Regions from separate parts of the Homo sapiens genome. Here region 2 is linked to region 1. A link is a loop called in an ENCODE intact Hi-C map of the cell type or tissue named here. Cell type or tissue: B cell. All regions are shown on one strand.

Region 1 (8,000 bases):
ATTGAACTTCCATGCCCATAGCTTAACTTCTAAAAGGCAACCATTCCATACTGTTAAACTGACTTAGGTTGCTATTACTGTTATTAAAGAGACCCTCAAAGCCAGAAGTTGAATCTTGACTGTAGTTCTTGCACGTACACGCACACTCTTGCAACTGAAACCACTCAGATTGTCCTAATGCTGCTCCCCATAGCAACATCACCTGGAATTTTACGTTTGTTTTTAAGCATCATTCGTAATCTTTACTTGCAACTGAACACACCGCACCTGTGAGAGCCACGTGACATTAAAAAAATCCCTTCAGTGAGGCCAGGCATGGTGGCTCACTCCTGTAATCCCAGCCCTTTGGGAGGCCAAGGCAGGTGGATCATGATGTCAAGAGATTGAGACCATCCTGGCCAACATGGTAAAACCCAGTCTCTACTAAAAATACAAAAATTAGCTGGGCGTGGTGACGCGTGCCTGTACTCCCAGCTACTCGAGAGGCTGACGCAGGAGAATTGCTTGAGCCCGGGAGGCAGAGGTTGCAGTGAGCCGAGATTGGGCCACTGCACTCCAGCCTGGCAACAGAGGGAGACTGCCTGAAACAAAAAAATCCCTTCAGTGCCTTGATCCTTCCAGATTCAGATCCAAGAGAGATGACATTTGTCCCTCACCAGAGACTGCACACCAAGATAAAGATTTCTTCTGGCCAGGCGTGGTGGCTCACGCCTGTAATCCCAGCAATTTGGGAGGCAGAGGTGGGTGAATCACCTGAGGTCAGGAATTTGAGACCAGCCTGGCCAACGTGTTCAAACCCCGTCTCTACTAAAAATACAAAAATGGCCCGGCATAGTGGCTCTCGCCTGTAATCCCAGCTACTCAGGAGGCTGAGGCAGGAGAATCGCTTGAACCTGGGAGGTGGAGGTTGCAGTGAGCCGAGATCGCGCCATTGCACTCCAGCCTGGGCAACAAGAGAGCAAAACTCCATCTCCAAAAAAAAAAGAAAAAAAGATTTCTTCTGTGTGCATGGCTCAGCTCTGTGGTCCACTAGCGTCCTTCTTCAATCCGTTTCCAATCTATGGAATCAGGAAAGACTGAACCAACCTAGATTAATATTTTAGTATAACATAATACAGTGTTATTTACTATGGCATTGACCGTATATGCCCTTTTGCTCCTTGGAGGAAAGACAATTAATAGCTATTATGTGAGTTAATAAAATAAGCCCAGGATTTCTGAGTATAACTAACCTGTTCCCATTGATTTTCCTTGTCTCCTGCAGGCAGAGAGCTGATCAAAACAGCAAAAGCAAAGCAGTGCCCCTGGCCCAGTTCTGAAGCCAACCTTCCTTAATCACCCAGACCCATCCCTGGTTAGGACTTGCTGTGGATTCTCACGTGACTCCATCTCAGGCTACAGGGACTGAGAGGGTGTATGCAACATCTCAGACCCAGAAACCGTTGATTCTGCCTAAAAACACAGCAATAACCACATCTCATCCTCTTGATTTAAATGAAAGGGTATGGGGGAATAAAAGATGAACCTTTTTTTTTCTTTGTCAGATCTTGCGCTCATTTGGTTCTGGTGGGGAACAACAGCTATAAGAGAACAAGTGTATTCAATTAGAATTAATTCCCCCTCTTATTCTCATAGCTGAGCAGGGCTCAAGTGCCTCTCATCTGAAAGAGGTAATAAGATTTAATCTGTCTCCTCATCTACCTTCTGCAAGTATACTTAACAAATTAGCTCTCGGGACTCTTCCAAATGGAGTTTTATGAGGAATTTGCTAAGGTAAACGTTTTAGACTTTGAACACAGTTCAGATTTCAGGGACAGTACTGAAATCTGAACTGTGTTGCTAACTGCCCTGCCTTTCAACTCAAGACACAATAACTTTGAACTAAAATAATTATATTTTTGTTGTTTTCCACTCTGTCCCCACGTCTATATCACCACAACCCCCAATCCCACCCCGCAGGAGCTAACTCCTCCTTCCTGTCCCCGCAAGATCAAAACTCCTCCTGCAAGCCCCGCTAGCTCTGTCTGCTCACCTTCGTGGCAGATATGCTATTGTACTTTTACACTCATTTGTGTGATAAATACTTCAATGTCCACTTCTTCCACGAGCCCCTGAGCCCCTGGAGGGCCTGGACAACACCGAGTTTTTCTCACCGTTACATCTCCGTTGTCAGGCACTTAATAAGTATTTGGTGAACGAATGGCTTGTTTGGTGACACTCCAAAGGCTGGGGGACAGAGGTAAAGCTCCCTCCTTTTGGGCCCCAGACGGGTGGCGCTGATGGAGAGAGGAGGCTAGGATAAGGCCTCCAGGACCGAAGCGCGCACCCGTAAGGCCCCTGCTAAAAAGACCTTCCTGAAGGCGGAGGAACTGCGAGTGCCTACGTTAGCCCAAGGCCTGACCTGACGATCCCAGGGACCCTCGCTCTAACTGGCCCCGCCTCCCGGGCCCCAAACCCGGACTCGGCCCCGCCCGAAGCTCCGGATCCTGGGGCCCGCCCCTGGCCCCGCGTCGGCAGACCGTGGGCTCGCTCCTGGACCTGCCTCAAACCCTCCGCAGGTAACGCCTCCCGAACTTGAGCCACATTCCGATCCCCTCCTCAAACCCCTCCCCGTTTCCCACACCCTGGACCCCTCGCTCCGTCTCGGCCCCGCCCCAAGCCCAGCTAGGTCTGGGCCCCTGAGCCCAGCCCCGACCGGCCTCCCAGTCCCTGGGTCCCTCCCGACACCGGCCCCTCCCTAAGCTCCGCCTCCCAGGGCCCGCCTCCTGAGCGCAGCCCGCAGCCTGGACTCCGCCCCGCCTCCCGGACCCTGGGCCCCTCCCCACGTGGGCCCGTCCTAAGCTCCGCCTCCCAGAGTCCGCGCACCGCCTGGCCATGTGCTAAGACATAGTCAACGCCCCGCCCCGGCCCCGCCTCCTGAGCCCTTCTCTGGGTCTGGCCTTAGCCCCGCCCTAGGACCTGTCTCCTGGGCTCTGCTCCGAGTCCCGCCTCCTGAACCCAATGGCGTTTATCCCCGCCCTAATGCCCGCCTCCAGGACTCTTATCCTGCCCTCACGCAAGGCACCGCCTCCAGGACGCCACCAACCTGGACGCTTCCGAAGCCCAGCTTCCAGGATCGCCCTATCCTGGCCCCGCCCCAGGACCCGCCAACCTGGAATCTACCCAGGACCTGCCCCAACGACGTTAATTCTGGCCCTACCCCAGGCCTCGCTCTCATGACGCTCATCCTGGCCCCACCCCAGGCCCCACCCTCCTAAGCTCATCTTGGCCCCGCCCTAGCGCCCGCCCCCAGGACGCTCCTCCTGACCCTACCCCTAGGCCCCGCCACCTCTCTGCCTCCGCGCACTACCCTGGGCCCGCCCCCTTTTCAGTCCAGGCCCGGCTTCCGCCCGGTCTCCTGGCAACGCTGCGGCCCCGCCCACGTCATGGCGCCTGAGGAGAACGCGGGTACCAAACTCTTGCTGCAGAGTTTCGAGCGCCGCTTCCTAGCGGCGCGCACACTGCGCTCCTTCCCCTGGCAGGTGGGCGGCGGGGCGAGCGGAGAGGCCTGCGGGGCTTGCGGAAGTCCAGGGGCAGACGGGATGGGTCTCCCTGCTGAAACCCCCGGCGCTCCTGCCACGTGAGTTCCTGGGCTCTCCCCGGTCAGGGCCACGAGACCCGGTCCCCGTCCCTGGGGCCTGGCCAGAGTCGCTCTCACCCCTCCTGCCCCGCGAGCTGGCGGCGGAAGCTGGGGGCGTCTCCACAGTCTTGGGGGGCAGACGCGCGCTCGGTGTGGGGTACAGTTCACGATCATTTTCATGACTTTTTAAAGGCAGTAATCGTTCTGGTCACTGGGACACAGCTGCCCTCGCCCATTCTAAAAAGTCAGCACCCTCAGGCCCGCGGGTAACCACCTCCTCCTGAGCACGGTGACCAGGTCAAAGGCTGTCCCTCGGGCCTCAGTGTTCTCATCTGTATGTCGAGCACTGCACAGAATCAGCTCATGCGCTGAGGCTTTCACTCCTGTGATGGAAGAGACAGAGAAGGGGGTGGCCTCTCCTCTCCCTGGGGACCTGCCATTCTCAGCACAGGCGCATGGCAGGCAGCAGCCTCCCTTCTGCCAGCAGAGGGGCTTAATGCACCCTGCTCCATTTGTAATTCATGTGCGGTGAGCTCACTGGGATGAGTCAGTTTGGATATATATTCCTCCCTGGGTCTGCCCCATTTTATGGGGTGTTGCTTAATCATTTGCGTTATTCCATTGACATGAAATATTTAGCACTCAGAGATCATTTCTGGTCAGGAGAAATTTGTGCATTTTTAACCCAAAATAGAAACCTTCATAAAAGCATCATAGGTCTCCATTCAGTATTGACTATAATTGTTCACATGCCCACGCTGAATGCTAACTTGGGCTCACCATCAACACCCACGAGGTGGGTACTATTATTATCACTCACATTTGACCAGAGGGATTGTTTGATTAGGGTGTAGTAGTTGAGAGTTCAGACCCAGGAGACAGCCTGCCTGCTTCAAATCCTGGCCCAACCCCTGGCCCTGTGTGACCTTGGGCAAGTGACTGCATCTCTCTGTGCTGTTGTTTTCTTATTAATAAAATGGTTGATATAATGATACCTACCTCTTAGGGTTGTTGTCAGCGTTGAGTACAAAAGCCTGTGGATCAGTGCCTGGCTCATGGCAAATGCATGTCGGTGTTAGCTAGTGTTTTTATTCAGTCTCAAAATGTTTAATAAATGCCTTCCGTGAGCCAAGCACCATGGATCAGCAGTACCCATGATAGATGAGGCTCTGCTTGCATGGGAGAGCTAGAGAATAAACAAATAAATGAATAAACAAGAAAAGACCAGATGAGAGTGGCTTTAAAGCCAAGAAAACAGGGGAATGGTGAATGGACCAACTGGGAAGAAGAGTCACTAAAGTCGGGGAATCAGGGAAGCCTTCCCCAAAGACGTGGCATTTGAACTGGGGCCTGAGTGGTGAAGCAGCCAGCCATGGGAAGGGTTTGGGGAACAGGATATGCAAAGGCCCTGTGGTGGAAACAAGCCAGCTGTGGTTGAGGAACAACAGCAATGCAGCCAGTGTGGCTGGAGTGGAGTGAGCAGTGTGGGCCAGGGGTGAGGGAGAACAGGCCAGAGAGAGGGATTAGGACCAGGTCTTGTAGGGCCTTTTATGGCATGGAAGGAGCTCTGAAGCAATGAAGTGCCTTGCTGTGTGTCACATACCAGCCGAGACAGTCTGCCTAACTCGGGAGCCAAAGCTTGCTGCTGGACTTGCCACTGTAAGAGGACAATGTAACCCAGGCTGGTATGGGCACATTCTGCATTTCCACTTAAACTCAGATGGCAAGCCCATCAAACCTTGGTGCCATGGCTGCCCTGGTAATTCCTGGCTGACCAGTGCAACCAGGGAGCTGGCCCATGACCCGGGTGGCCGCTAAGTAGCCAGGACTAATGCGGCCAAGAGTCAGCCTTCTTCCTGTGACTCATCCAGGTGCACCCTGCGACATCTGAAGGTCAGGCTTTCAGCCGCTGTGGCTTCCACTTCCAACTGGCTCCGCGTCCCCAGGGAGGGATCACATAGCGCTTTGCCAACACATTCTATTGCGTGTTTTAATGTTCCTGTGAATGCGCCCTTGAGATTTCTCTCTCTCCCGTCCACACGGAGCTTAGAAGCAAAATTAAGAGACTCATCAGATTCTGAGCTGCTGCGGGATATTTTGCAGAAGGTAAGAATTCCAGAGTCCCTGGGACTCATGACCCTGCCTCCTGAATCTCTCCGGAAGACCTGAGAGAAGAACCACAGGTTCTTTAAAAACACCCCTGTTCAAAGAACAAAACCATTGAGTCAGCACTGCAGGTAGGTGTCAGCACCTCCGACAGCTCCTGCGCTTTTGTTTTCTATCTAAGACTTAGACAAAGACATCAGAATATACAAAAATCTGCATGAGGGGGGAAATCTAGGGAATGTTTTTTAAACTATCCTCAGCAAAAACAGAGATGACAGGTGCAAAACAGCTTCTAGCATTTGGTGGATGCTCAGAGACTTTCTTTTTTGCATTCCTGAGGCCTGTCCTGCCCACTCCTGTCTCCTCTAGACCTAAATGGGCCCTTGCTTTGCCCAGGGTGGGGTTTGGACTCAAGTGCATCTGCATGCAGGTGACAGCCAGGATCACCACCCGGCCCAGCCACAGCGTGACCTTGGCCTTGAGGGCCAAGTGCAGATCACCCTGCATCCTGGGTCTTCACCTTCGAAGGGCCATGAGCCCTTCAGAAAAGACAAAGCAATAGACTCCCTCCCAGAAAGAAGTGCACCAGAAGAATACATTTTCCATACAAACTCAGGGGAGGCAGACATCCTCCACCCCCACCCACCCAGCCCATCCTAGGAGCCCCAGTGAAGAATTCCTGTGCTAGAGGTGAACCAAGATGATCCACTTGGAAAAGATGCAGCCACAGCAGGGAAGACTTTCGGGGCAATACAGTAGGTCAGGGCTTCGAGCATGGAGATACCTGAAGTTATCTCGCACCCTGCTCTGAGTTTCACCCTGAGCCTCACTCTCGTAGGTGGTGAAGCATGAAATGTAGGGAGAGCTGCTTTAAAACCCAGCACAAGGCTGGGTGCACTGGTTCACACCTGTAATCCCAGGACATTGGGAGGCTGAGGTGGACGGATCACCTAAGGTCAGGAGTTCAAGACCAGCCTAGCCAACATGGCAAAAACCCATCTCTACTAAAAATTTAAAAAATTAGCTGGGCGTGGTGGTGCACGCCTATAGTCCCAGCTACTTGGGAGGCTGAGGCAGGAGAATCGCTTGAACCCAGGAGGCGGAGGCTGCGGTTAGCCAAGATCGGGCCACTGCACTCCAGCCTGGGCAACAGAGAGAGACTGTGTCAGAAAAAATGAAAAACCAGCACCAGCATGAAGAGCCTGTGTATTGCATGGGGTACTTTGCTGCCCTTGGGCAGAATCTGCATCCCTCCCAGCCAGCAGGCACTGCGGACTGTCTCCTCCCTCTCCCTCCAGGCTCCTGTTTTCCCACCGTCCCCACTCCTGCTGCACCAGTGCATCTGCCCTCCTTTCCAAGTGCCAGCCTGTGGCCACCTCAGAGCTTGCACCAGCTGTTCCCACTGCCTGGAACTTGCTCATCCTGCACTTGGCTTCTCTCGGCTTTAGCTGGAGTGTCACCCTGAGCGTCCCCTCCCCTCCATCCTGTCCCCAGGGACACACACTCCAAGAGAGCAGTTGCCGAGTGGGCCTTCCCGCCTCTTCCATAGAGCCAGACAGTTGGCGACTGTCCTTACTGCAAGCCCTGGTTCACACTGGCTCCCCTGGGAGGGAGGTGGTTTAGGCCCACGTGCCCTGTGTTCCTGCTCAGAATGGGCATTAGAAATGCTGCAATATCCTGTGCCACTGCAGTGGAAGCATCTTTAGGAAACGGCTTATATCTTAAGACAAACTTCAGATGCGTGGGGCCAGAACGCCGTGTCCATCTACATCTTTGCTGAGGGATCGGGTAGCCTGGAGTTTGCCCTCTGCTGTGTTGGCTTGAAGCTCATAGGAGACTTAAGACGGGCTCTCGAGCAACCAACGTTCTGTCCTTTGCTGTAGACTGTGAAGCATCCTGTGTGTGTGAAGCACCCGCCATCAGTCAAGTGTGCCCAGTGCTTTCTCTCAGAACTCATCAAAAATGTCAGCAATGGGCAGTGTCCGCCCAGTAGCTGGACAGCATAGCCACCTGCGTGCTGGAGCCCCCGTCCTTCCCAGGCCCTGGGCCTGCTTTGCCAATACCAGCATGGCAGGGGCCTCCCCAGGCAACTGGCTGCAGCTGAGTGTGACCCATGGGAGACAGTGCAGGGCAGGAAGAAGGGGAGACCAGCGTCTCTCCCTCACTCTGCCTCATGGGGTTTCCACAGCAGCTGCTTCTCTGGGGCCCCAGCTCCTAGAATATGAATTCTCATTCCTACCAGGCTGGTCCAGCCCACAGCACTGGAACCCTCATC
Region 2 (8,000 bases), 420 kb after region 1:
TACCTGAAGTTGCTGGGAATGCAGCCTAGCAGGTCTTAACCTGACTTTACCTAGCCCATAGGCACGCTGAAGTTACTCAGGTGTAAACGTTTCTGACAGTCTCATTAGGTTTGGCCTGATTATTCACATAGGTGTAGCCACAGTGCTAGTTAGTCATACAGGGGCATCCTTGAACTATCTTTGCAAATCCAGAGCCATACAGTTTTGAGCAATTACTAAGACAACACAGTTAACTTCTGTGTGGACGTTTTCGTAAGGATTCAGATTGGACTTTTAAACACTCTTTATTATTTACTATACTAAGGTTAGGAAAATACACCTGAGAAACTCTCTCACCAGATTTCACCTGTGGTACCTATAAATTTGGGTGAATTAATCTCATCTTCAAGTCCCCAGTATTTTCTAAGGCTTGCCAGGAAGTGACTTTCCTTACCACCTCAGGAATCAGGCCAGTGTTCCTGGGAGTACTTTCTTTTAGGCATTGGCTCCCTATATCAAGTCAACTATTGTTTCTTAAAGTAGTTTGTCAATGAGAATTATTCTCAAATGTGATGTTCTCATTTATGAGATTCCAGTATATACAGTTACAAAATCCAATTATATCTTGATAAAAAGGAGATGAGATTGGTATTGATCCTATGCAAATAACAGTATTGCCATAAGTTAAGGAAAACTCAGTATGTTTCTGAATGCTCAGTATTCCATGAAAATCAGATACTACTTAATGTTTTATTCAGATCACAGAGGCAGAATCAATCTACTAAAATGTGGGTTAGAAGTAGTTTAAGGAGAAAGTGAAAGGGCTTCCTCATATAGCCACAAAAAATAGAACAATAAGATAACATGGGATGGGCACAGTGTTTCATGCCTATAATCCCAGCACTTTGGGAGACTGAGGTGGGAGGATCACTTGAGCCCGGAAGGTTGAGGCACTGCACTCCAGCCTAGATGACACAGAGAGACCCTGTCTCAAAAAAAAAAAAAAAAAAAAATTCAATCTTGGGGAAGGCAAGATCAAAAGAGTTAACAAAGGACATTTGGGCCCCTGATTAAGATAGTATCATGGATAAGAAACAATACTTGATTATTTAATCAAAATGAGAATAAAAGATAAGGTACTACAATTGTAAAGAACCTAAGCTCTTTCACAAGTAAAGAACCTTTGTTCTTTCCGGTTTGGTTTGTTTTGTATTTAATCATCTAGAACATAATCCAACATAAAGCCAGAGAATTATTGTGCTCTCTAAGAAAATTATACACAAATAAGAATCATCTTTCATATTATAGATGAAGGCATTAATCAGTAAACCAAAGACGCAAACCCATCAAAGCTGATTAAATGTTGCCAAAATTTTAACATGTTTCATGGCTTCTTTTCACATCCCAGTAGTATATTTTACAAGGCAAATCAAATTCACTTTTTAAGATTTGTCTTTCTAGCCTGGGAAACATGCTGAAACCCCATCTCCACAAAAAAATACAAAAATTAGCTGGGCATGGTGGTGTGCACCTGCAGTCCCAGTTACTTGAGAGGCTGAGGTAGGAGGATCACTTGAGCCCGGGAGATGGACATTGCAGTCAGCCGAGATGGTACCTCTGCACTCCAGCCTGGGCAACAGAGCAAGACCCCATCTTAAATAAATAAATAAATAAATAAATGATTTGTCTTTTACATTCTTTAACAAACTGTTACTTTAGTTTGGGACAAAAAAATGCTCCTTTTCCTTTAAAAACAAAAAGACTTACACCTTATATTTCTCTGTTACTATTGTTCCTAGTGTAGTTATAACCACCTGTATCAATTATGACTTCTGTTTCAGAGAGAAAACTGGGTAGAGAGAATGGATAATAAGAACTACGTCATACACAAGCATCTTAGCAGACTAGTAAAGCTCACAAATACACATAGCAGACTTTCTATAGTCACACACATCTCTTTAACACCTTCTTAACAAGGCAAAAATGAAGCCATTTGTTAACATTACTCAAAGATATAACCACTCTAATAGCATATACAAAACAAGCAAAAGTATGTAAGCTTAAAACTATGTTTAAACAATGTTTTACTCTTCTAATTAGAAATTCATCTGGGCATCCAAAAATTACTATTAATTAGCTCCATTTAACATTAGTCTGTGATTTTTAAATTACCATAAGATCCTGGAGATATTTAAGCTGACACATAATTGCTATTGATATAAAAAGCTTGTCAGCATTGTGATTCAATTTAGATTAACACAAACTTTCGTTTTTAAAATACTAAACATTACAAAAGAAGAGTAATATTAATTTTATCACTAAACCTGTATAAGTAAGTTTACAAAGTTCAGATTAAATTTTTTCTACATGAAAAAACAAACCCCAAGTGAAATAAACTGTATATAGTATTATAGTTAACTCTGATACTAGCCTCAGTTTGCCAAATATTTACCTTAAGTATGTGAATTTGGATTCTTAAAATGTTTCCAAACTGATAGAATCTGTAAGAAGAATCTTTTGTTCTTTGTCTAGCATATTTAAAGTGTCAGATGTTCACTTTTTTCTTTTCTTAGATTTGTAGGGATGTTTGACATATATATATGTGCTTATTTAGCTCTGTAAAACGAATGAGATCCGAGGTCCTTTAATTTAGGAGACATTATAATCTAATTTATTAATACTCTCTAAAGGTAGGAAAATGTTTTATACTTACAAACAAGAGGCCATGGTCTTTCTGTTTTGTTTTTTAAAGATAGAGTCTCACTCAAACCCAGGCTGAAATCATAGCTCACTGCAGCTCAAACTCCTAGGCTCAAATGATCCCTTTACCTCAGCCTTCCAAGTAGCTGGGACTACAGGCATGTACCACCATGCCCGGCTAATTTTATTTATCATTTTTGTAGAGACAGGGTCTTGTTATGTTGCCCAGGCTGGTCTCAAACTCCTGGCCTTAAGTGATCCTCCCACCTCAGCCTCCCAAAATGTTGGGATTACAGGCATGAGCCACCACGCCTGGCTGTTGTGGTGTTTCTGAATTACAGGACACATAAAGACCTATGGCTTTAGTTCTACAACTTTTTAGCCACGGGTCAAAAGTAAACACAGAATCACAAAACCTCACTGGTCCAGATCTCAAAGAGCTGTTCCCTTTCATTGCCCAGGCTGGTCTCAATCTCCTGGCTTCAAGTGATCTGCCCACCTCAGCCTTCCTAAAGTGCTGGGATTATAAGTATGAGCCACCACGCAGAGCCAGAATTCTTAATTGAATTACACTCGACATAGACAAATGGACAGAAAAGTCTGACAAGCTGGATAATGTTTTGATATCTCATTCAACAGAGAATAGATATCTATCACTCTTCTGTAGAGACCTCAAATGGTCAAACCATAAAACCAAATTATCAATTAGTGCTGCCATCAGTGAGGAGTAACTTACTGACCATGCATAAACCAGAAACAAAAAGTCAGCAAGAGAAGAAACAAATGAGAACAAGGAAATCAGCAAAACTAAAGTCCTACTGCCACTTAGGATTTCCTTTGGGAGCTAAGAAGAGATGTACCCAGGCTAAAACAGTCAATGAGGAGGTACATTTATCTAGTAACTCAGTTTACTTGGTTCTGTCAGATAAATTCATTGCCATCTTGGCGGAACCTCTAAAAATGTGAAAAGGTAATTTTTTTCAAAAAGATAAAATCATTACTTTTATATAATGATTTAAAAGCAGACACAAAGTCTGCTTTAGGCCCAGACAACTCTCCAGGGCAGCTGTCCTCCATTTAGTGGTTTATCCAATCAAAGCAGATTTGATCCATGGCACCATGTCTCAACATATGCTTCAGTGATCTCAGTGGTAGGGTAAGAGAGGATAAAAGAGCTTCACATTAGCAATTAAATGCTTTGACTTAGGTTACACACTCACTTCCTTTTTTTCACAACCCATTGGTCAGAACTAGTCACATGGCCTTGCAAAGGGAACTGGGAAATGTAGTCTTCCATGTGTGTTCAGAAAGAGAAGCAGCACTGGAAATATCAGTGAGTGCCAACAATTGTACTTAAAATTATACAATTGTAACAAACATTAATCTTACAAAAGATTAAATACTGTACCTACCCAGGGAAGAATATGCAGTCCCCAACATTCAGCTGTATAATTGTGAAGAAAATAATAACTTACTAGATTTTATTTTAGACTGCACACAATCTAGTAGCTCGGTATATTTAAAAGCCCACATCAGATATATTACTATGGGAATACAGTTACAATAAGTGATTTTTGAGAGAAGGAAGGCAAAAAATATGGATTCTCTTATAGAGTCCTTCAAATTGAAATCACAACTGATTTGAAATAACAAAATACTTGTACATATATTTTTTTAAAACTGAAGGGATGGAAATCACAGTGGTAATAGCGGTTTGTTTGGTCTTCTAAGTGGTGAGATTACAGATAGTTTTTGCTTTCTTTTCTGCTCATTTGTGGTTTTCTACAATAAGGATGATTGTCTTAGAAGATACTGAAAATGCTAGTAAACAGAATTAAGCAAACAGCAGCTAGTGTTGATGCTAGTGGTACAGGATTAGGGTTTTTGTTGTTTTTGTAGAAACGTATTTACTCAGTTGAAACCTTACCACCTAATTTTTAAGTGAAAACAAAACTTCTATTAAATCAAATTCTTTATTAATTTGTTGTGGAAAGTCAGGGTCAGAGTTCTGTGTCTCTAGAGATGGAAAAGGAATTTCTGGAGCCATGGTTTCAACCCAGCATTTTCTTTATATTCATTCAAGGTGCTTTGGATTCCGTTCAGAGGGCTTTGTATGGTTTAAGTGAAAGATGTTAAACGCAGCTGGTGAATACTGATAGACCTTCTTTGACCTGTTAGTACTGTGCTGGCCTGAGCTTCCAGACCCATACTTAACTAGAAGTAAAGAAATTATCACACCTCCAGGCTCATAGAAAGGCTCATATCACACCCCCAGGCTCATAGGCTTTACTGTATTAAATTGTCTTCATGTCTGATTCCTTTCTGCATGTTAACCTCAGAGAAATATTAGTAGATATACTTTATACATGCCACACTATATTTTGTAATCATTTAAATTCCTCCTATGTGTGTTCCCCACAACTGCTTTTACAAATAAAGGAATAAGGTTCAGATCTGATAACTTGCCTAAATCCCAAAGTGACTTTTTCAAGTCAGAAACAGTCTTAATAAGATATTCAGTTCTGTCACGTAGTGTCTTGGGTGTTCAGTAAATAGTGTGTGTGATGATACAGGGGCTGAGCCTGGGCTTATGATTGTGATGTTTTAATCTCTTGCTTAGATTTCAGAGTGTTTTTCTCTCTGTCCATAGTGAATACGATTTTAGAGTGTCGTGCTCAGTTTTCTTTTTCTAGTTGTTCTCTCACTCATGTTCTATTTTCATTTTAAATGATTTTGCCAACCTAAAATGAAAAATAAGAGAAGAAACATTACAAAAGCATGGAAATCTGTTCTGGCAGTCTTCTGGGCCTTTATTGAAACATAGGTAGATTGCTTTTTCTTTGTATTTATTGAACCAAGCTACCTAAACAGTGTTATTTTATTTAGAATGTTTTTAATCTTCTTTAAGCGATTCTTTCAACCTTATCTGATTTAAATGAGAAGACAAATGTGAATGTTGAATTAATACCCTGTAGCTTTAAATCCAACCAGTGTGGTGCTTTTGTCTTTTATAAAAGATGCTCACAGCTGGAGAAGAGAGGCAGATACTGTCTGTGATCTCCATTCTCAGAGTCAAACTATTCATTTGCATTAGCTGCTCTAGCAAACTGCGTGCGCGCGCACACACACGGATGCTTGTTTGGCAGAAGCTTTCTGTTTATTCAGCACAGAGTTCTCCTAGGCTCCCAGATATAGAAAGCTCTAAGAGTTGCTACAGGAGATAGAATTGAAACTATACATAGGCTGAGGTGGGCACTGCGGAGGATTGGCTATGCGAGGGTATTAATGTGGTGCGGCTGTACCTGCCTGTTTTGTGAAAGTCACTTCTCTGAGACTGTGAAGGTGAGAAGCCCAGGGATCCACTAGAAGCTTCACTGCGGCTCTTTGGTGGGGGAAAGCATTCCCAGTGGTAGCTGTCCTCATTTGCAGCGTTATTCTCGGAAACCAAGTATGTGCAGCAGTGACAGACTATGCCACAGCTCCTCTGCAGTTTGGAAGCTGGAACAAATGGAAAGAGCTTATAGCCAAGAGAGGTTGTGATTTTTTTTTTTTTACCATCCAAGCTTTCTCTGGCAGTGCACAAATGAAGGATGAGCTTTGTGGCAAGCAAAATCAGCAGACTGCCTGACAGGGGGTTTTGGTAAGATAAATGTGTTGTGATTTTTTTCTTATTTTTTGACTTTTCTATATCAGCTGTATGGAATTGCTTCTTAGCAATAACTAAAACATTTTGCAAAATCATGTTTGATGGAAAAGGATGACCAAGGGAACCAGAAGGAGAAACATAACTTGTGGTCATTCAGTTGTGACCTTCAGAGATAATCCAAGTTTTCTCATGTGTCTCTCAACAGACAGAAGCCAGAAATTTCCAGAGCAAAGAATGCAGACTAACAAACCTCTTTTCTTTTCTTTGAATAGTCATAATTATGCTTTTTTTTCCCTGCTTTTTCTATAGTCTGAAGCGGGAGAAGGAAAAATAAAGCCTTCCTCCTGTTATAGAGTTGTTGCCACTGGAACAGTAATAGGCTGAGAACATAAGTATGGAGGTGGAGGAAGGCAGGATAAGGAGTCTGCTATTTTCATAGCTGTGCGTTGGTGGGTATTTGTCTTGGGTTCATTGTCATTGCTGTTTGATATCAAGTGGTTGTGAATGCTGTATCTCTTTGCCTCTACTATGACTGAATCTCTTTTATGTTCTCTTTTGTATATTTTCTTTGCCAGACTCAATTCTATTGATATGAAGCCTTTTTCTGTTACTGTTTATACATATTAGCCGTTATTAGAGAAAAAATAGTTGTAGAGAGTAGCCCTCCAATATTTATGGACCTCAAAAAAGATAAGGATGTTGTTTTTCTCTTTAAAATGTATGTTTTACTTTTAGCAGATTTTGGAGTCTTGCTTCTGGATTCTTTAATAAGTGTTTTATTACAAATTAGAGAAATGAGTTGCATTAGATTTGCAAAATCCTACCAGAATCACCTTGCTTTAAGTTGGATCTTATTTCTTATGTTTTTTTTCTAAACATTAAAGTTTACTTTTCCTCATCCTAACTTAGGCAGGTGTTACTGGAAGGTATATTCCTATCTCGGAGAGCCAAGTTTCCTAGCTGCTTAGAGTGGCCACAGAAGAGATCCATTGACACCTGACTTTTTGCTGACTCATTGGTTATGTAAGCCTTGTAAATACAACTCTCCATATACTCCATTAGGTTACTGGCAGGTGCCCTCCTCCCTGTTTACTGACCTTTTCCTCTCAGCATCCTTCTGTTCCTTCCGTAAGCCTTTTTGGTAAGATGATCAAAACCTTTCAACCAAGTCAATTCTAAGAAGCAGTGAATAGATAAATCCTTTTTATTTTTCTCTTTTTGAATTGCTACTTTCTTTAACTCTGTTTTCATCTCAATTATGATAAAATTCCAAATTCTCTATTTTCTTGGCATGTGAAACCTACTGTAATAGTGCTTTTCCTCATTTATGGCCTGATTAAAGTAGCAATCTCCTTTTCTATCTTTGAGGACTCAGTTCAAATGTGTTCTTGTTAAAAGAAGCTTTCTGTGACCTCCCAGACTAAAATAGATTTTCCTCCCTTACACTATTCCTTTTCTCATAATATTCTGTTCTTTTTCTTTGTAGCACTTTACACAATTTATATTGTTTGGTTACTGGTTTTTCTCTCTCTACCACTTTTCCCCACTCAGCCATAAACCTCCTGAAAGCAGACACTGTTTGTTCATCATTACATACCCAGCATTTAGCAAAATGGCAGGCTGAGAGTTGAAGAAAGGCAGCTAAGTAGGCAATATTGCAAATGCACTATGGTGA

What was found. A loop is a pair of places that touch in the nucleus more often than their neighbours do. Peaks named below come from ENCODE experiments on the same cell type or tissue, not always from the same donor. Only the 100,000 strongest peaks of a DNase experiment are listed, where the experiment ranks them.
Region 2: it touches region 1 in a loop (11-fold over the local background); 1 of 110 quality-filtered maps calls a loop at or near these places.

The regions. Positions count from the first base shown.
Region 1 is chr3:130,106,898-130,114,897 of GRCh38, reverse strand. LINC02021 (long intergenic non-protein coding RNA 2021) reads right to left here and starts at 3,191. Exons shown (of 3, transcript NR_146653.1): 1 at 3,086-3,191; 2 at 2,154-2,276. It overlaps LOC124909432 (a long non-coding RNA gene), which reads left to right. Exons shown (of 3, transcript XR_007096083.1): 3 at 1,265-1,538. It also overlaps the pseudogene FAM86HP. RefSeq lists silencers at 2,491-2,660, 2,731-2,780 and enhancers at 3,781-3,830, 3,931-4,120. In B cell, no CTCF peak of the experiment used is centred here; DNase peaks (open chromatin) are centred at 2,317, 2,837, 3,287 and 3,967; H3K4me3 peaks cover 2,234 bases; H3K27ac peaks cover 2,153 bases.
Region 2 is chr3:129,686,496-129,694,495 of GRCh38, reverse strand. The region is part of intron 4 of TMCC1 (transmembrane and coiled-coil domain family 1); the gene reads left to right. Among named protein-coding and RNA genes, the nearest start is that of PLXND1, 84 kb to the right of the region's middle. RefSeq lists enhancers at 2,896-3,513, 3,816-4,110 and a cis regulatory region at 3,674-4,194. In B cell, no CTCF peak of the experiment used is centred here; a DNase peak (open chromatin) is centred at 3,935; H3K27ac peaks cover 858 bases.